Linked DNA regions of Homo sapiens: region 2 is linked to region 1. A link is a loop called in an ENCODE intact Hi-C map of the cell type or tissue named here. Cell type or tissue: endothelial cell of umbilical vein. All regions are shown on one strand. Each heading gives the region's core, and the rest is flanking DNA. Links, peaks and the distances in the headings are about the cores only. Region 1 holds the start of PTPN23 (protein tyrosine phosphatase non-receptor type 23). Region 2 holds the start of TMIE (transmembrane inner ear).

The links. Peaks named below come from ENCODE experiments on the same cell type or tissue, not always from the same donor. Only the 100,000 strongest peaks of a DNase experiment are listed, where the experiment ranks them.
Region 2: it touches region 1 in a loop (5-fold over the local background); 16 of 110 quality-filtered maps call a loop at or near these places.

The regions. Positions count from the first base shown.
Region 1 is chr3:47,377,332-47,386,449 of GRCh38, reverse strand. It overlaps PTPN23 (protein tyrosine phosphatase non-receptor type 23), which reads right to left and starts at 5,429. Exons shown (of 25, transcript NM_015466.4): 1 at 5,270-5,429. The coding sequence starts at 5,353. It overlaps PTPN23-DT (PTPN23 divergent transcript), which reads left to right and starts at 4,958. Exons shown (of 1, transcript NR_185912.1): 1 at 4,958-7,358. RefSeq lists enhancers at 4,690-5,365, 5,407-5,626, 5,797-5,856, 5,366-6,043. In endothelial cell of umbilical vein, for the core only: no CTCF peak of the experiment used is centred there; DNase peaks (open chromatin) are centred at 4,939 and 5,539; H3K4me3 peaks cover 2,342 bases; H3K27ac peaks cover 1,952 bases.
Region 2 is chr3:46,699,742-46,708,859 of GRCh38, reverse strand. TMIE (transmembrane inner ear) reads right to left here and starts at 7,468. Exons shown (of 4, transcript NM_147196.3): 1 at 7,280-7,468; 2 at 2,953-3,070. The coding sequence starts at 7,372. RefSeq lists an enhancer at 1,690-2,447. In endothelial cell of umbilical vein, for the core only: a CTCF peak has its summit at 3,675 (motif pointing left); a DNase peak (open chromatin) is centred at 3,639; H3K27me3 peaks cover 710 bases.

The DNA.
Region 1 (9,118 bases), core at 843-8,842:
TCATGCCTGTAATCCCAACACTTTGGGAGACCGAGGTGGGCAGATCACTTGAGGTCAGGAGTTCGAGACCAGCCTAGCCAACACGGCGAAACCCCATCTCTATTAAAAATACAAAAATTGGTTGGGCGTGGTGGTACACCCCTGTAATCCCAGCTACTCGGGAGGCTGAGGCACAAGAACTGCTTGAACCCAGGAGGCAGAGGTTGCAGTGAGCCAAGATTGCACCATTTATACCCCAGCCTGGGTGACAGAGCGAGACTCTGTCTCCAAAAAAAAAGAAAAAAAAACCAGCGTGCACTCTGTGGTGCAGGCTAACCCAGTGGTGGACAGCAAGACAGTCTGAATTCAGAGGAGGGAAAAGTTCTTTCTTGTTTCTGGCCCAAACACTTGCTGGGTGGCTGAGAGGACCCTAATGACGTACAGTTCAACCCATGTGATAAACAGGAGGAAGGGAATTCCAGTAAGGGCCTGAGCAAGGGCAGTGACCAGATGTGGAAGGAAGAGAAGCTGAAAGTTCTCATAGGAGAGGACTGGGGAGTGAAGTTAGAGAGACAGGCTGAAGCAAGCTGGGGACAGGCCATGAGCAGCCTGATGGGAAAGTAGAGATTTAGAGATCAACTCAGCCAGAGTGGGAGGATGGGAGATGAAGAGAAGCCAAGTGACAGGCAGGGTGGCTACCAGCCAGATGTACACCTGCACTTGAGGATGAGGGTTACTGTGTAGATTACTAGGAGGTAAGTTTCATGAAGACAGGGTTTTGTGGTGTTTTTTTGGAGACAGGGTCTCACTCTGTCGCCCTGACTAGAGTACAGTGGTGTGATCTTGGCTCACTGTAACATCCACCTCTGGGTTCAAGTGATCCTCCCACCTCAGCCTCCTAAGTAGCTGGGCCTACAAGGCACGCACCACCATGCCCAGCTAATTTTTGTATTTTTAGTAGAGATGGGGTTTCATCATATTGGCCAGGCTGGTCTCAAACTCCTGGACTCAAGCAATCCACCTGCCTCAGCCTCCCAAAGTGCTGGGATTACAGGTTAGAACCACTGCTCCCAGCCAAGACACAGGTTTTTGTCACCACTGTACCCAGGGCTGGCACATGACAGGCACTCAATAACTATTTGTTCAATGAATGAATCAGGGATGAACGTAACAGCTCAGTCCAAGTAAGCTGGACTTGAGCTCAAGTACAGCTGGTTAAGGGCAAGTGTTTGGGCCAGAAAGAATAAAGAACTTCAAACAGAAATACCTGAGGCCAAATCACTCACTGATAAAGAGGACAAGAGTCATCCATCATCAGTTTCCAGTGAATCAGCACTCTGGCCTCCAAAGCACAAGTTAAGAAGATGCAAGGCCAGCAGCATTTCCCCACTAAAAAATTACGTGGGTCTGGCTGGGTGTGGCGGCTCATACCTGTAATCCCAGCACTTTGGGAGGCCGAGGCAGGCAGATCACCTGAGGTCGGGGGTTCAAGACCAGCCTGACTAACATGGAGAAACCCCGTCTCTACTAAAAATACAAAATTAGCCAGGCGTGGTGGCACATGCCTGTAATCCTAGCTACTTGGGAGGCTGAGGCAGGAGAATCGCTTGAACCCGGGAGGCAGAGGTTGTGGTGAGCCAAGATGGTGCCATTGCACTCCAGCCTGGGCAACGAAAGCAAAACTCCATCTAAAAAAAAAAAAAAATTCACACGGGTCCAATATCCTAACCTAAAGTTTGCCACTGCAGTTCAAAACCATCCTGTTTTTCTGGCTTCTATTTCACATTATGCCATAATGGAAGGCTTGTCTACTGGGAGTGAAAATCAATACTAGCCACCATGAAAGATTTGTCAAAAGCCCAGCCCTCTCAAACAACGAACCCCTTTACCTGTCTGGAAAACTCCTATTCATCCTTTAAAATCCATCTCTGGCAAGCCTTCCCTGATGGCCCCTCCTCAGGCTGGTATTTCTATACACTGCAAATACTTCTACTCTTTTTTTTTTTTTTTTTTTTGAGACAGTCTCGCTCTATCACCCAGGCTGGAGTGCAGTGGCACGATCCTGGCTCACTGCAAGCTCCGCCTCCCAGGTTCACGCCATTCTCCTGCCTCAGCCTCCCGACTACAGGCACCCGCCACTATGCCTGGCTAATTTTTTGTATTTTTAGTAGAGATGGGGTTTCACCGTGTTAGCCAGGATGGTCTTGATCTCCTGACCTCGTGATCTGCCCGCCTCGGCCTCCCAAAGTGCTGGGATTACAGGCGTGAGCCACCGCACCCGGCCTACAAATACTTCTACTCTTAATGTCATCACTATAATTTTTAAATTTCCTTTATGAATTCCTTGAAAAAAAAAAAAGGCTGTCTCTTACTTGTCTGCTTATCAAGGTTCAGCATAGTACTTAACCAGTTGATGTAAACAGAACCAATTTTCACCCTTCTATTCTAAATTAAATTCTAACCCTCAGCTCCAATTCACTGGCAGAGGTTCCCACAGCTCAGAGCAAGCATAAAGCAGGACAAGGGTGCCAGTGGCAGAAGGCAGAGAAGGGGCTCTGCAGTTGGGGAAGGGGGTGCAGGTTGGGAAGAGTCCCCAGGCTGCAGTGGTGTCTGCACAGTCTCCTCCAGTGTCTATAGGAGTAATTGTTTCATATCTGATACCACCTCGGGCTAAAGGGCTAATGAGCAACTCCTCTCCTGGAGGCCCAGGTGCATGGAGGGAAGTCACTGGTCACACAATACCCTTTGGGTCGGTGTGAATCGTCAGAGCAGCAAAGGCTAAGTTCAAACAAAAATACTTCCTAGGAGTTTCTGGGCCAAGATTTTATCTACTGCATTCCCATATATTTATGGTCACCATCTCTAAATTTCCGCTCAGCTGTAATTCAATCATTTGAGAAATATTTTTCTGACTGCCAACTATGTAGAGGGTACACTGTTAGGCTCTGGGGAACACAGAGATGCTTCTCAGGTAACACACACTTGAACAGGGGGGTTAAAACACAGCATACATAACTGTCACCAGGGAAAGGATGAAAAGAGTTAAGGAATTAAGAGAAGAGAAAGATTAATCCAGGTAGAAAGATTAAGAAAGGCTCTGCAGAAAGGAGAGCTTAAGTAGACCTTGAAAGTTGGATGGGAGACAAGAAAATGGAATTCACGGAGATTGAAGAAGGGCACCTCACCACCCCACAGGGCAAAATGAGACCTCTTCTAGGCAGGAGGAATTCCATGACCAACGGCACAGAAGAGGAAACAGAGTATGGTAAGGAAACAGCAAGTGACTGAGAACAGAATCTAGGGTACCTCTATCAGATGCACACAGTAGATGAAGCACACAGTGGGGACTCAATAAATGCTGAAAGAAGTGGGATAAGTCTGGAAGAACTCTAATGGAAAACTAAAGATACTGGCTCTATTCCAAGACTCCGTCTCCAAAAAAAAGATACCGGATCTATTCTGTAAAACAGAAAACAGGAGTTTTGGCCAGGCGCGGTGGCTCATGCCTATAATCCCAGCACTTTGGGAGGCCAAGGTGGGTGGATCACGGGTCGGGAGATCGAGACTATCCTGGCTAACACGATGAAACCCCCTCTCCACTAAAAATACAAAAAATTAGGCAGGGGTGGTGGCGGGTGCCTGTAGTCCCAGCTACTTGGGAGGCTGAGGCAGGAGAATGGCGTGAACCCGGGAGGCGGAGCTTGCAGTGAGCTGAGATTGCGCCACTGCACTCCAGCCTGGGTGACAGAGTGAGACTCCGTCTCAAAAAAAAAAAAAAAAAAAAAAAAAAGAAAAGAAAAAGAAAACAGGAGTTCTGTTGTGTCTTAGAAAAATTCATCCAATTGTATTTGTATGAAACAGCAGATGAAGGCCTGTAATCCCAGCACTTTGGGAGGCCGAGGCAAGCGGATCACCTGATGTCAGGAGTTCGAGACCAGTCTGACCAACATGGCAAAACCCCATCTCTAATAAAAATACAAAATTAGCCGGGCATGGTGGCGCATGCCTGTAATTCCAGCTACTTGGAAGGCTGAGGCAGGAGAATCGCTTAAACCCGGGAGGCTGACGTTGCGGTGAGCCGAGATCGTGCCATTGCACTCCAGCCTGGGCAACAAGAGCGAAACTCCGTCTCAAAAAAAAAAAAAAAGGTAGGAAAAAGAAACAGCAGATGAAGAAGAGAGCAACGTCTGGATAACCGTTAACAAAATTCTAGAATTTTGGATCAATTACCCTCATTTCCTGGCCCCAAGAGGCTAGATGATGGACTCAAACACTGTCTGAACTAAGGCAATGGTGTATGGCGATTAGAGGGGAGACAGCTTCTTGGGAAACTACTTCCAAACCCATTTTCTTTTTCCTATTTGTCTTCCCAAGCGTCTCGCTAAGTGGTGCACCATCTAGATTGGGGCTTACTCTGGCATCTGCTGTGCTAAGCCCACAAGGCCCCCCACCTGCGACGGCCTCCTGGTTGTTCCTTTTCATTTCTGCTCTAGCCCTCAGTGCTACCAATACAGCGGATGTCTCGGAGGGCACCTGTGTTCAATCACCACACCTGAACCTCTCCACAGAAGTTCCTTGCCTTAGTCAACGCCAAACCTGCCCGTCTGTTCTTCCAACACAGTAAGATTTCTCTGAGCTCTACAACACTGTTTATGCCCTCCAGTCGGTTACGAAAAGCAGTAACCCTCCTAAAAATGTCGTGGGATTGTATTGTTTGGTCCAAAGAGACTCCCGAATGGGAGACCATACAGAATCGCAGCAATTGTAAAACAAACCCTCACCGCAGGGGTCGGGCATCTCCCTGGGCCACCGGGGCTCACGTCTTAAACACACGCCCCTGAGCCATCCCCAGTGTCTGTCCCAGGCGGGCGTGGACTTGACAGCGCACCGAGGGCCGGGCGCAGCAAAAGAATCCGCACGGTCAGGGCCGCCCACCGCTCCCGCGCGGGGCGGTCCTGGCATGGAGGAGGGGCGGGGCAGAACTGGGTCCGAGCGTCAGAAGGAGGAAGTGTGCTGCCTCAGTGGGAACAGCGGATGACTCGGGGCAGAAGTCGGGAACCGGGTTCAGATGAAGATGCAGGTGCTAGCACGGGGCTATCGGGGAGGAGAAGAATGGCCTGCGGGCGCCGGGGTGTGGGACAGGCTGAGGAAAACCGGCGAAGGCCCCTCCTGGCCTCACCGGACCCTGCGACCGGGCCTGAGGAGGTGATGGGCGCGCAGGGGGGCGTCACGCGCTTGCAGACGACGGAGATACGCGGCGGATAGGGGGGAAGATGGAAGGCAAGCTCACCTTCTTCACAGCTGGCTGGAAGTGAAAGTCACCGGCCTCCTTCAGGTCCAGCCAGATCATGGGCATGCGGGGCACGGCCTCCATGGCGGCTGGCACCCGCCGGCCACCCGGCCACTCCCGTAGCTGCTGCAGCTGCTGGCTCAGCCACGAGCCCAGCCCCGCCCCTTCGTGCCGGAAGTCACTGGTCACGGGAGGGAATGAAAAATGCCAGCGGCCTGCCGGGAGTTGCAGTGAACCCAGCCACCCGCTCGCGTAGTCTTTTGCGCAGGCGCTGTCCCTGTTGCGCATGCTCAGTCTTCTTCGCGCGGAGGGAGTAGGGCGGGGAGGAGCTCGCCAGCCCGAGGCGAAACGGCTTCTGGGATAGTAGTCTTCATCCACTAAACTGAGAGGCGCGGAGCGAGCTTATTCCCCGCTCCCGGGCCAAGCCCAGCTGCGGGTCCCGCCCGCCGCGCTCCTCCCTCCTAGGAAGAGCATGAGACCTCACCTATGAACTTGCCCTCCCACGTATTGTCAAGAGCCGTGGAGGACTGGTGCTGTGGTAGAGATGACGTGGCGGGCGGGCCGCTGGAAAGAGATGACGCGAAAACGGGCCTTAGAGAGGGTGCGGAGGGAGCACCTGGCCTGAAGGAGTCGGGGCTGAGAGCTGGGGGTTTCAGTCCCAGTGCTGCGAAGGCTTTCGAGCTTTGGAACAGAATCACTGACCGGAGACTGGCCTACTCAGCCCAGCCTGGGAGGCCGGGCAGTGCCCAAGGGAGACGGACGATAGGGAGGGAGCGCCTGGATGGAGGGTCTCAAGCGGAGTGAGGAGGCCCCGGGCCCTGTGGGGAAGTGGGTGGGGGAAGGTATACGGCCAGGTGAGCACCCAGGGACGCCCACAGTATCTGGAAGGAGACCACGGAATGGAGAGCACCTGTTGCCTCTGGAGAGGGGACCTATAGAGCAGGAATTGTTAAATCATATGGCTGTATCACCTACTTTTAGAAATAAATAATAGGCTACTCGGGAGGCTGAGGCTGGAGGTTCAATCGCTTGACCTGGGAGGCGGAGATTGCGGTGAGCCTAGATCTTGCCACTGCTCTCCAGCCTGAGCGACAGAGCGAGACTCCGTCTCAAAATAATAATAGTAACAATAGAAATAACAGAGAATGGCCTGGAGATAGTGAGTGCAAAAGTGCGAGCTGGGAGATCAGTGAGCCTTTTGTAGTCTTCCAGGAGACAGGTGATTGTGGCTTGGAGCAGAGGGAAGTAAAAAGTGAGCAAAGAAATATTTTGCCCACTTTGAGAAATATTTGAGGAATATTTTGGAGACAAAAGTATCAGAACTTGGAATGGATGGATGTAAGGGCATGAGGACGTCGAATATGATTTCCAAGCTTCTGGCTTGTGCAGGTGGGTGGCTGTGGGGCTGTTTACTGATAAGGGAAAACAAGGGAAGAGCAAAGGTTCAGGTCCGTGTTAAGCTCGAGGTCAAGGCCTTTGACTCGTTCTGGATGAAATGTGGAGACCACGATGCCGGGTGCGGTGGTTCACGCTTGTAATCCCATCACTTTGGGAGGCCGAGGCGGGCGGATCGCTTAAGCCCGGGAGTTCAAGACCAGCCTAGCCCACATGGCCAAACCCCGTCCCTACAAAAAATATAAAAATTAGCAGGACATGGTGGCTCATGTACGCCTGTAGTCCCAGCTACTCAGGAGGCTGAGGCGGGAGGAACCTTGAGCCCGGGAGGCAGAGGTTGCAGTGAGCCGTGATTGTGCCATTGTACTCCAGCCTGGGCGACAAAAGTGAAACCATGTGTTAAAAAAAAAAAAAAGAAAAGAAAAAGAAAAATTATGGAGACCGTGGGATGTGGGTGGGATCTGGGATTCTAAGACAGGCTTCACCCACAAGGTAGAGCCCAGGTCCCTTTGTTGTGAGACCTCAAACCCTTTCAAGACTTAGTCAAGGGCCTAGCTTCATTCCAGTTGGAGTTAGAGCAGAAGAAAATGAAATTACATGAATGTTCATAGCAGTACCATTTCACAGTAGCCAAAAGAGAAGCAATCCATGCAGTGATGGATGGATGCATGAATAAAGATGATGTGTGTACATACAATGGAATATTATTCAGCCTTAAAAAGGAATGAAATTCTGTTACATGCTGCAACATGAATGAACCCTGAAGACATTATGCTAAGTGAAATAAGCCAGTTGCAAAAGGACAAATACTGTATTCTGCTTATCTGAGATACCTAGTTAGTCAGAGTTATGGAGACAGAAAGTAGAATGGTGTCTGTTGGGCTAGGGGAGGGGAGAATGGAGAGTTACTGTTTAATGGCTGTATAACAATCTGAACAATTTAATGCCACTGAACTGTATGCTTGAAATTGTAAACTTTGTGGCTGGGCACGGTAGCTCACACCTGTAATTCCAGCACTTTGGGAGGCCAAGGCGAGTGGATCGCCTGATTTGGGAGTTCAAGACCAGCCTGACCAACAGGGAGAAACCCCATCTCTACTAAAAATGCAAAATTAGCCGGGCCTGATGGTGCATGCCTGTAATCCCAGCTACTCGGGAGGCTGAGGCAGGAGAATCGCTGAACCCGGGAAGCGGAGGTCGCGGTGAGCCAAGATTTGTGCCATTGCACTCCAGCCTGGGCAACAAAGAGCGAAACTCTGTCTCAAAAAAAAAAAAGAAAAATTGTAAACTTTGTTAGGTATATTTTACCACAGTTTAAAAAAAATAAAATATAAGACCTTGCAAATAATTTATTTAAAGAGAAAGAAAAATTTTGCCAGTTCTTCCAGCATCTTAGAAGAGCTTGTTTCTGGAAGACTTTTTTTTCTTTGAGACAGAGTCTTGCTCTGTTTGCCCAGGCCAGAGTGCAATGGTGTGATGTCGGCTCACTGCAGCCTTGGCCTCCTGAGCTCACTCAATTCTCCAACCTCAGCCTCCCTAGTGGCTGGAGTACAGGCGTGTGCCACCAGGCCTGGCTAATTTTTTCTTGTATTTTTTGTAGAGATGGGTTTTTGCCATGTTGCCCAGGCTGGTCTTGAACTCCTAGGCTCAAGCAATCTGCCTGTCTCAGCCTCCCAAAGTGCTGGGATTACAGACAAGAGCCACTGCGCCCAGCCTGGAAGACCATCTTGAGGTCACCTGGACAGAGATAGAGAAATTTTGGGCAAAGCTGGGCATGGTGGCTCACGCCTGTAATCCCAGCACTTTTGGAGGCCAAGGCGGGCGGATCACTTGAGGTCAGGAGTTCAAGACCAACCTGGCTAATATAGTGAAACTCCACCTCTACTAAAAATACAAAAATTAGCTGGGTGTGGTGGCGTGTGGCTGTAGTCCCAGCTACTAGGGAGGCTGAGGCAAGACAATCGCTTGAACCTGGGAGGTGGAGGTTGCAGTGAGCCAAGATTGCACGACTGCACTCCAGCCTGGGTGACAGAGCAAGACTCTGTCTCAAAACAAACACAAGAAAGAAAGTATGGGAAGGCCTACAACCTGCAAAACTGCCCGAACACAATTTGTAGTAAGTAAAATACAAAAGCATAAAGCAGCCTACCTTGGGGCTTTCTGATGGTGAGGCAGTGGTCAGCCATGAGGGAGCTGCAAGACCTAGGCACAACAGCTGAGTCCAGAGCAGGCTGGGAATTGGGAGACTACATCATAGCATTACTGAGCAAAGAAGCAGGCGGCTGCTTGGCCACAGGACACAGACAGCCCAGGACCCAAACTTGAGGCCAGCAAGGGGTCAGGATTAAGCTGTTGCAGTTCAGTATGGGCTGGAACAGGAAGTGAGAGAGGAAGGGGAGAAGTAGGAAGCCCTAAATTGGGCCTTGCAAGACAGAGAAGACCTATAGAGATGGG
Region 2 (9,118 bases), core at 336-8,335, 680 kb after region 1:
AGGGTCTTTCTGACTAGACTGAGAGTCACTGGAGGGTAAGGCAGAGGTCTGCACCATGACTTAAGCCATAGCTTCCTGGGGGCCATCCAGCACTTCCAACCCAGGCCTCCGGGTGTGCAACTTAGCTTCTCCTTCCCACACCACTGAGAGCTAGGCCAAAGTTGCCTCAGTCATGAGAGGACGTGGCTCTGCATGTCCTCCTCAGCCTCCCTGAGGACATCCCTGGGCTCTCCCTGGCTAGGGCGGGAGCCCATGAGAGGGCACAGACCCTGCCCTGAGGCATTCACCTCAGACGGAGTTATTTCAGGAGTGGTTTTCCGGCTGAGGGCAGCTGCACCCACGCCAGTTGGGCCAGGTCATGGAGCTGGCCTGTCTAGGGATGGGTAGGGCAGGTTAGGGCTGCCAGGACCTGGCTGGACTGAGTTTATTTTCCTAAGGCCCCCACAGCCTGACCACCTTGGCCCCAGCCCTAGAGGAGGGGATGGAGCTGGTTCCTATTATAAATCAGATGACCAGACATAACTTCCTGGCAGACTCCTGGGGGCAGAAGGGCCCACGGAGGATTAACCAGGTCTATTTTGGGGAAGATGGATCAGATCTATGTAGCCTGGACTGGAGTACCTTCTGGGGTCATTTTATGCAACCAAGTCAGAACCCCTTCAGACAAATATTGTGGTCCTACTAGGTCTCACCCAGGCTCAGAATAAAAGAAAAAAATCAATGAATGAATGAATGGGATGATCTCAAAGCCTTTGCTGTTGGGAACAGGACTGGACTAGAGTGAATGAATTGGGGAGCCAATAGCATCCAGGCATACACTTGGAGGAGGGTGCTGCACAAGGGCCCCAGCTATAGATCCGACTGTCCAGGGGTGGACCTGAGCAGACAGCAGGCCTTATCCAAGAAGCTGGGTCCTGGATTTCTCCAGAACCTGTGTTCATGCCTGAGACTCGAAGTTGGTACCCAATCCTAACCCTCCCGGCTTAGGCCACCTCTTCTAGCCACCCCACCAGGAACCTCCTTGGGACTATGCCCACTCAGGCTCCATGCAGGCTGGTCCCAGGCCCCGGGAGGCTGGGGCTTCCTAAGGAGCTCAGTGGGCCACTGACGGCAGCCAGAGCCGGGCTCAAACACCACCCCTCACTTCAGGCCTGCCCCGCACAGCCTGGCCTGTTTGCTTCTCTTCAAAGAAGGGGAGATGCAAAGAGCTTTGGGTCAAGTTCCAGGGCCCAGGCAGGGGCTTGGGATATAAGTCCCTGGGGCTGGAGGAGACCTCCAGGGGCACCCCATCTAGCCCCAGCCCCTTTTCCTGCAGGGCTTTGGGGGTGATGCTCCAATAACAGCCCAGGCAGACTGGGAAGCAGGAAAAATGTTTCCCCCCAGGAGAGGGAGCTGTGTTGCCCCCACTGCCTAGATCCGGCAATGGAAGGTAACAAGTGCTGCCTGCTGCTCAGGTGTCTTGGGACTATCCTTTACCCTTTCTAGGAAATGGGGTTAGAGATGGTCTGTGTGGTTGATGTCCAAGTGCCGCTTGGGGTCTGACACTGCAATTTTCTCATGTGGCCCCAGGCACCTTTGTTGTGTCTTGAGGCCCACAGTGCTCTCCCTGCTGCTCCGTAGACCTGCATCCTAGGCTGTGCCTGTGGCTCCTGTAGGGCAGATGACCCCCGAGCCCTGCAGCGGGCTGTTTCCCTCTCTGGACACCTGGCTGAGGCTGCAGGCACACCTATCTGTCTGTGGGGCCTCCACAAAGATGCCTGACTGGTTCTCAGCCTCGGCTGGGAACAAAGCACAGGCTCTTGCTCAGATGGGGGGCGGGGATTTTCTGCAGGGCAGATATTTTCTCTTGGGACAGCACTTCTGGTGCCAGGAGAAGCACGTGCAAATCAGATGTCACGTCTTCCTTGGAGCCCCTCACATCTGGGTGGGCTCTCTGTGGGCCACCCAGCTCTCTGGGGCACCTCATCCCGGGACAGCTCCGGCTGGGACGAAGTGCAGCTTTTGCCTCCCCACCCAGGGTGCACTCAGCAAATGTCCAGTTGGGTTCATCTGAGACCCTGCGTGAGGCTGCATTTCCTCCAGCCTCTGCTCACATCCCCTCTCCCGGAATGCCTTTCCAGCCTTCCCTCCTGCAAAACCCCACCTACCCTCCCACCGGTCTGCAGCTCAGAGGACCCTCCTCCTCAGAGGACCCTCCTCTGTGATGCCTTTGCAGGGGAGTGGGCTGCTTCTCCCTTTACCTCCTACATTCCCCCCCACTCTGCTTTTGCCTCGTGGGAACCTCTGTCAGACTGCTTTGTGCCATGGCAGCCTCCCCACTTGGCCTCTGTCTCCTGTGCCTTTCTGTCCCCTTCCCCAACTCCAGACCTCCATTCTGAGGGGAGGGCTAAGGGGAGCCGGCCAAGCCCATTTCTGCTGCGACTTTGCATCAAGAAGCTCCCAGAGCCCAGGAGAGGAATGGGTTTCCTGCTTTTAATTGAGGCGGGTGTGAGTCACTCCCGGAAAATGGTATTTGACAAGGCAGGGATTGAAGCCTGGGAGCCACATCTGCTGGGTGTCTGGGGAGCCTCTAGTGGAGGATGGCCTTGCTGGGGCCCCTGGGTGTGGGCCTTTAAGCTGGCCAAACTGCAGGAAAAGCATCAGGAGGCCAGCCATAGGGAAAAATGACACGTCCTCGTCCCAGTCCTTGGTTCAGTGGAGTTCCCTGTAATTACCATAATTGCCATGTGGCTACCTCCCTGGGTCCTGCAGAATACTTCAGGTCACCACCGGCCTGTCAGCCCTCCACGGGGAGTTTGTGTGGATCAGGAGGTGCCAGAAACCACCGCGGGTCTCCTGCGGGTGCCTGGCCTACTTGCACTGCCCGGAATTGCTGCTCTGAGCCCTCTGGGGGGCAGGGGGTGCTGTGTTCCCACTGCAGTGTGGTGGAGAGGGAAGGGAACAGCTACTCACTGATGGACAACACGAAGAGCGAAAAGATGCCCACCACGTGCCACAGGCGCATGTCCCAGAACACCACTGTCTCCTTGGTCAGCGGAGGCGGCTTGGGCTTGGGTGGGGCCGTGCTGGGCTGTGGGTCAGGAGAGAGGGGAGTGAGTTAGGCAGAGGCCAGCTGGCTGGAACCAGCTGAGAAGGGCCCAGGTCTCAGCAAACACTCAGCCCAAGCATATCAGAATCTCCTAGAATCAACTCTCTTAAGCATGCACTACCAACACCCTAGACCTTGGAAAGTTCCAGATTTAGAGCAAGAGAACTGAGCAGAGCCAGGTACTTGAAGTGGGAGGGTGGTTGATGCTTGGGGAAACCAAGGCCTGGAGGAGCAAATGTGGATGGCTTGTCCTGGCCAGGTTCAAGGCCCCTATGAACACACCCTCCTACTCCAGTCCTGGGCTCCACCCAGGCAGATGGGGTCTCAGGACCAAGGCCAGAGACAAGGCGAGGCCTGGGGGGTGCTGGCTAACTGGCTTTGCTCTCACATCTCCCCAGTGAGGGTGGGGTGTGGAGCTAGGAGTCTGGGCCACATAGTTCTGCCAGCTGGCCTGGACCCCTGCCAGGTGGCCTCCTTTGGTCGCCTACCCTACTAGGAGTCACTCTGAACAGAAGACTCTCCCAGAGTGTCCACAGGACAGGCACTGGATAAATAAAAGGTCTGCAGTGCTGTGGCGACACCTGGAGGCCAAAAGGCAGAAGTGCGGCTGTAGCAAGCCTGAATAGAGCACAGCCAGACACTCCCACTTTCCAGGTGGACATGACCCTGCCCTGGGGGACTGAGGGGATAGGACACTGCCCCAGGGTCTAGAGGACACAGTCCTGCCCCAGTTCTGAGAGGACATGGCCTCATCCTGGATATCTAAGGGACATGGCCCAGCCCCAGGTCTGAGAGGACACAGCCCTTCTCCTGGGTGTCTAGGGGACATAGTTCTGCCCAGGTCTGAGGGGAGACAACCCTGCTCCTGGCTGTCTAGGGACATGACCCTGGCCCTGGGTGTCTAGGGGACATGGTCCACCCTGGGTGTCTAGGGGACATGGTCCACCCTGGGTGTCTAGGGGACATGCTTCACCCTGGGTGTCTAGGGACATGACCCTGGCCCTGGGTGTCTAGGGGACATGGTCCTGCCCTGGGTGTCTAGGGGACATGGTCCACCCTGGGTGTCTAGTGGACGTGCTTCACCCTGGGTGTCTAGGGACATGACCCTGGCCCTGGGTGTCTAGGGGACATGGTCCACCCTGGGTGTCTAGGGGACATGGTCCACCCTGGGTGTCTAGGGACATGATCCTGCCCTGGGCGTCTAGGGGACATGGTCCTGCCCTGGGCGTCTAGGGGACACGGTCCTGCCCTGGGCGTCTAGGGGACACGGTCCTGCCCTGGGCATCTAGGGACATGGTCCTGCCCTGGGTGTCTAGGGGACATGGTCCTGCCCTGGGTGTCTAGGCGACATGGTCCACCCTGGGTCTCTAGGGGACATAGTCCACCCTGAGTGTCTAGGGACATGGTCCACCTTGGGTGTCTAGGGGACATGTTCCTGCCCTGGGTGTCTAGGGACATGGTCCTGCCCTGGGTGTCTAGGGACATGGTCCTGCCCTGGGTGTCTAGGGGACATGGTCCACCCTGGGTGTCTAGGGACATGGTCCGCCCTGGGTGTCTAGGGGATATGCTTCACCCTGGGTGTCTAGGGACATGGTCCACCCTGGGTGTCTAGGGGACACGGTCCTGCCCTGGGTGTCTAGAGGACACAGCTCTACCCTGGGTGTCTAGGGGACACAGTCCTGCCTAGGTCTGAAGGGACATGGACCCACACTGTAGAATTTGAGTAAGATCTGTCCCTGACCAGAGATGGATATGACCCCATGTCTGTCACTTAGTGTGGCTGAGGGACAGGGAGAGGGGTCTGTCCTCTGAGGGAGAGAGAACCCTGGGGCATATGAGCGAGATGTTGTGCACTGATTACTAAATAAGGACAGACACGAGAAGTCCCTTCTGGTTCTCTGAGAAGAAAGGCAACCTGTAGTTCGACCATCCAGCCCTTCTTCCCCCAGGTCCGTAAACATGGATTAGGCATCTGTCATGAGCCAGGCGCTTCTTCATCTAGTGAATGCCACCCTTCAGCGTGGGTTGCAGAACTCAAGAGAGGATCAGCAACCTGTCCCAGGTAACCCAGAGGATCTGTGGGCTGGGATTGGTACCTGATTCTCAGGCTCTTTTCTCCCTGCCAGGGTGAGCTATTGACAAGAAGACACCATTCCTCAGTACTTTCCCCTGGATATATGTGTGGGGTCAGACATGTACATAAAGTTGGGGAACATGTGTGAGGTTGGGCACATGTGTGGTTGGCATGCATGTGGGTGTGGTCAGGGACATGTCTGTGCCATTAGGGTTAGGGCCCTGATGGTGGCAGCTGCCCTAATTCTAAGGCTCAATGTGTTGGCCCGGCTGGTTGTATGACTGGAAGACTCTGAGGGCCATGGCAAAGTTCTCAGGTTCTGAGCCAAGGCAGCTCACTTCCTACACATTCTTGCCCCAGCCCTGATGTGGGTGGAGCTGGGCCTACTCTTACTGATAGGGGTCTTGGGTGGACGGCAGCAGATGACAGCTGGTCTTCTCCTCATGTTGGGCCCTGCTGGGGTCTGATTTCTGGAGCATGGAGGTCCCCACCTCCTTCAGAGCCTCACGGGCTGATGGAGGGTGATGGTGACCCACACAGGGCTAAGGTGGGTGGTGACATGGCCCCCAGCCCTGCCCATGTCTTTGGTGCTTCCGTGAGGGAAGAGCTAAGGCCTTGCTCAGACTGTAGGCAGATGTCAGGCAGATGGCCTCCAAATGCAATTTCCCTAGAACTGGGAAAAGATGAGTTCCTGGGGGTGAGGGAGAAGAGTCCTTGGCTGAGAACTGACTTAACCCCCACCCCCAGCTTTCTGTCTGCACCTAGGCCAGCTCAGTTTCTGTACCCAGGCCTCAGGGCAGCCTGTGAGGGGCCCAAGTACGCCTCACAGGGCTCAAGCCAGCATAGCTCCCCTTACAGGGACACTGGAGCTGACACCTGACTCTAGCCCAGCCTTGTGGTCATGCCCTCTGGGCAACAGCAGGGACAGGCTACATCTGGGTCCAGGGCTCTGTCCCTATGTCCCCATCAAACCCTCCAGTTCAGGGCTGTGTCCCCCCATAACAACTTCCCCATGGCTCTGTCCTCTCTATCCCACACTGTCCCCAAGCCCCCACCCCTCAGGACTTCCCTGGGCACCTCTCACTGCCTCTTGCATTTCTGTTTTCCTGCTCCCTCTGGTCCGCCCCTGCCTGCACAGCCTCCATCCCCTGCTCCTCCCTGGCCCTGGCTCCTGGGCCTTCTCCCTCTGGCCTCACAATTCAGAACTCTAGGTCTGGTCTGCCAGCTCCCTCGTTGGCTCCCCTTTCAGGCTCCGCAGGAGTGGGGTACAAGGGGGTTAGGGAGGCTACAGATGGCCCCACCCTTCCTGGCCCCAGCCAGGCTCTCCACCAGGGCTCTCCCCCAGCTTCTGTGCTATCTCAGCAGCTCCTCCCACCTCTCCCACTGTGTGCCTGCTCCCAATTTACCCTCCTTCCAAACCAGAACTCATCATGACTTGTCCCTGAGCAGAAACCTTCTAAAGCTCCCGGTTATCACCAGGACCAAGTCAGACTTCCCAGTCCCTAGGTCCTGCCCTGCCTGCCCCTCTGGACCTAGTGCTCCACATAGCTTCTCTGTAAAGGGTCTCCTCATCCTGCTGCCCCCACCCTCCAACTTGGAATGCCCTCGTCTCCATCTTAAGGCTATGTCTCCCCCTCCATTAGACAGGGGTCCCTGGAACATCTCTGGAGATAGAGGCTGTTGCCTCCAGAAGACCCTAAATTCAGGGTCTGTTCCATCAGACTAGAGGTCCAGGAAACCCAGGGCTGTGCACCTCCCTGCCAGTGAGACCAAAGGCTGGAGGATGGGGGCCCAGTATCCCCCATCAGTCTGGGCAGGGCTGTGTCCCCAAGTCAGGCTGGGAATCCCTAAGGTCAAGGTGAGTCTCCCCCGTCAGACTAATGTTCCAGAAATCGGGTACTGTGCCCTTCCATCAGACCAGGGACCCTAAGAGTGGGGCTGAGTCTCTCTCACAGCCTGGCAGGGCTTGGGGCAGGGCTGCATCGCCCGGGAGACTGGATCTCTCAGGGCAAGAGTAAGGGATCAAACAAGCTCCGGATCAAAAAGGCGTCCCCTCTCCCCCAGCCCCCTGCCTGGAGGGTGACAGCCTCCCCAGTCCCTCCGTGCCGCGGCCTCACCTCCACCAGCTGCCCGGCAACCCCCGCGAGGCACACCCCGAGTGCGGCGCCGCCCAGCACGCAGAGGGGACCCGCGCCCGGCCACCCCGCCATCTTCGTGCCACCGCGCCGCTTGCGGAGCCCAGGGACGAACGGGCCGGCCGCCGGTCACTGCCCCTGCCAGCCGGCGCTCGGTGGCCACGGGCTTTGGCCACGGGTAGTCAGCGAGCATCATTTATTCATCCTCGGTGTCAGGTTCCCGCGCCGCCCGCCCCCGCCATCGCTGCGGTGGAGGGCCCGCCCCCTCCTTCCCGGGAGATCGGGCCGCAGGCTCCCCCTCCCTGCCCCCACCTTCCGCATCCCCAGGGACACTGAGGTGGGGGTGGGCGGGAGGGAGGACAGGCTGGGGCCAGGTCCCTAATCAACAGGTCCCCCTCCCTTCTGCAAATGGGCCTCAGTTTCTCCATCTGGGACAAGGGGGTGGGACTGGAATCTGCTGATCTAGGAGGCCCTTCCCATTCTGTCATGCTGGATTTGAAAAATATACTGGATTTGAGTTTGGGGGGGGGGCAGAGCGGGCAGGTTGCCATGGTGACAGGCGCTCAGGGATGTCCTGGGCTTTCTGGCTTGGCTTCCTGCCCAGAGGCGGCTCTGGTCACCCTGGACACCAGAGCTGGAGAGCAGGGGATGGTATGGTCAGAGCTGCCAGCCGGCAGTGTTATGGAGGGTTCCAGAAGAAGCCAGCATCTTCAGCCCCACAGGACAGAAGTGGGCTGTCCCTGGAAGGGCTGGAGGACCATTTTCTGACCCTGGCTGCCCTCAATCTCTGCCCCAGCCTGAACACTGACTCTGACTTCAGTCTAAGCCAGGACCCTGACCTCATGCTGAAGTTGACCCACACTGCACTCTGGCCCTGACCCCATGTTGAGCCTTGACAACTGAGGGACAGAGGGAGGTTCTGAGGAGATGTAGAGACCTGGGTGGGGGCTGAAGACTTAGGAAGAGGAGTGGGGAGGCCTGGAGTTGGTAGACTCCCCTTCCCTCCTTTTCTTCCTTCCTTCTATTCTTATTTATCTCCTGCTGCTGAGTGTTAGGAGAAGCAGCCCAGGTGTTGGGCCCCTGGAACCCTTATCACCAGGGGCACTGGTGAAGGCCTGCGCAGGCTGGGGATGGCCCAGCAAGGCCTGCCCTGAGAACCAGGGAGACCCTGTGGCTCCAGAGCCCTGTGAGGTTCTGGCCTGGACATGCCATGAATGGGCAAGGACCACAGCAGGCTGCAGCAGGGAGCGGAGGGCCACCTGCGGTCACCTGCCAGTGTCAGGGCCCGGAGATGACAGCCAGGCAGGAAAACGAGAGCTGTTGGAGAAGGACTGCAGCCCAGGAGACCCATCGAGGAAACGCTCAACAGTGGGAGGTAAAGTCTGGGGACTGAGTGGGCTGGGCCACCCAGTCCTCCCCAGGCATGCCCTGGCCAGGCAAACAGGAACTCTGCTAAAATCCAAATCACTTGTTGCAGCACTCCAATCCCCACTTCCTCATGCTGCTGGTCACAGGCCAGGCTAGGGAAAGCCACACTGACCAGTCAGGGAGGTCACCCTCGGGACATGGGGTCAGGGAGGCTGGACAGGGTGAGGACTAAGTGAGCCTGTCAGTAATGCACTGAGCAAAGCATTACTCCTCTGTTTCTGTTTCTTATCCATGGCATGGGGAGGGTGAGACTCCCATGATTGATGTGAGGATGATATGAATTAATGAATATGGGAGTGCTGGCTCTCCTTAGCAGGACAGGCAGTGCTCTGCTGCTTACAGGCTCCCAATCACAGCTCAGCCCAGAGGAGAGCTGTTTCTGTTTTCTGTAAA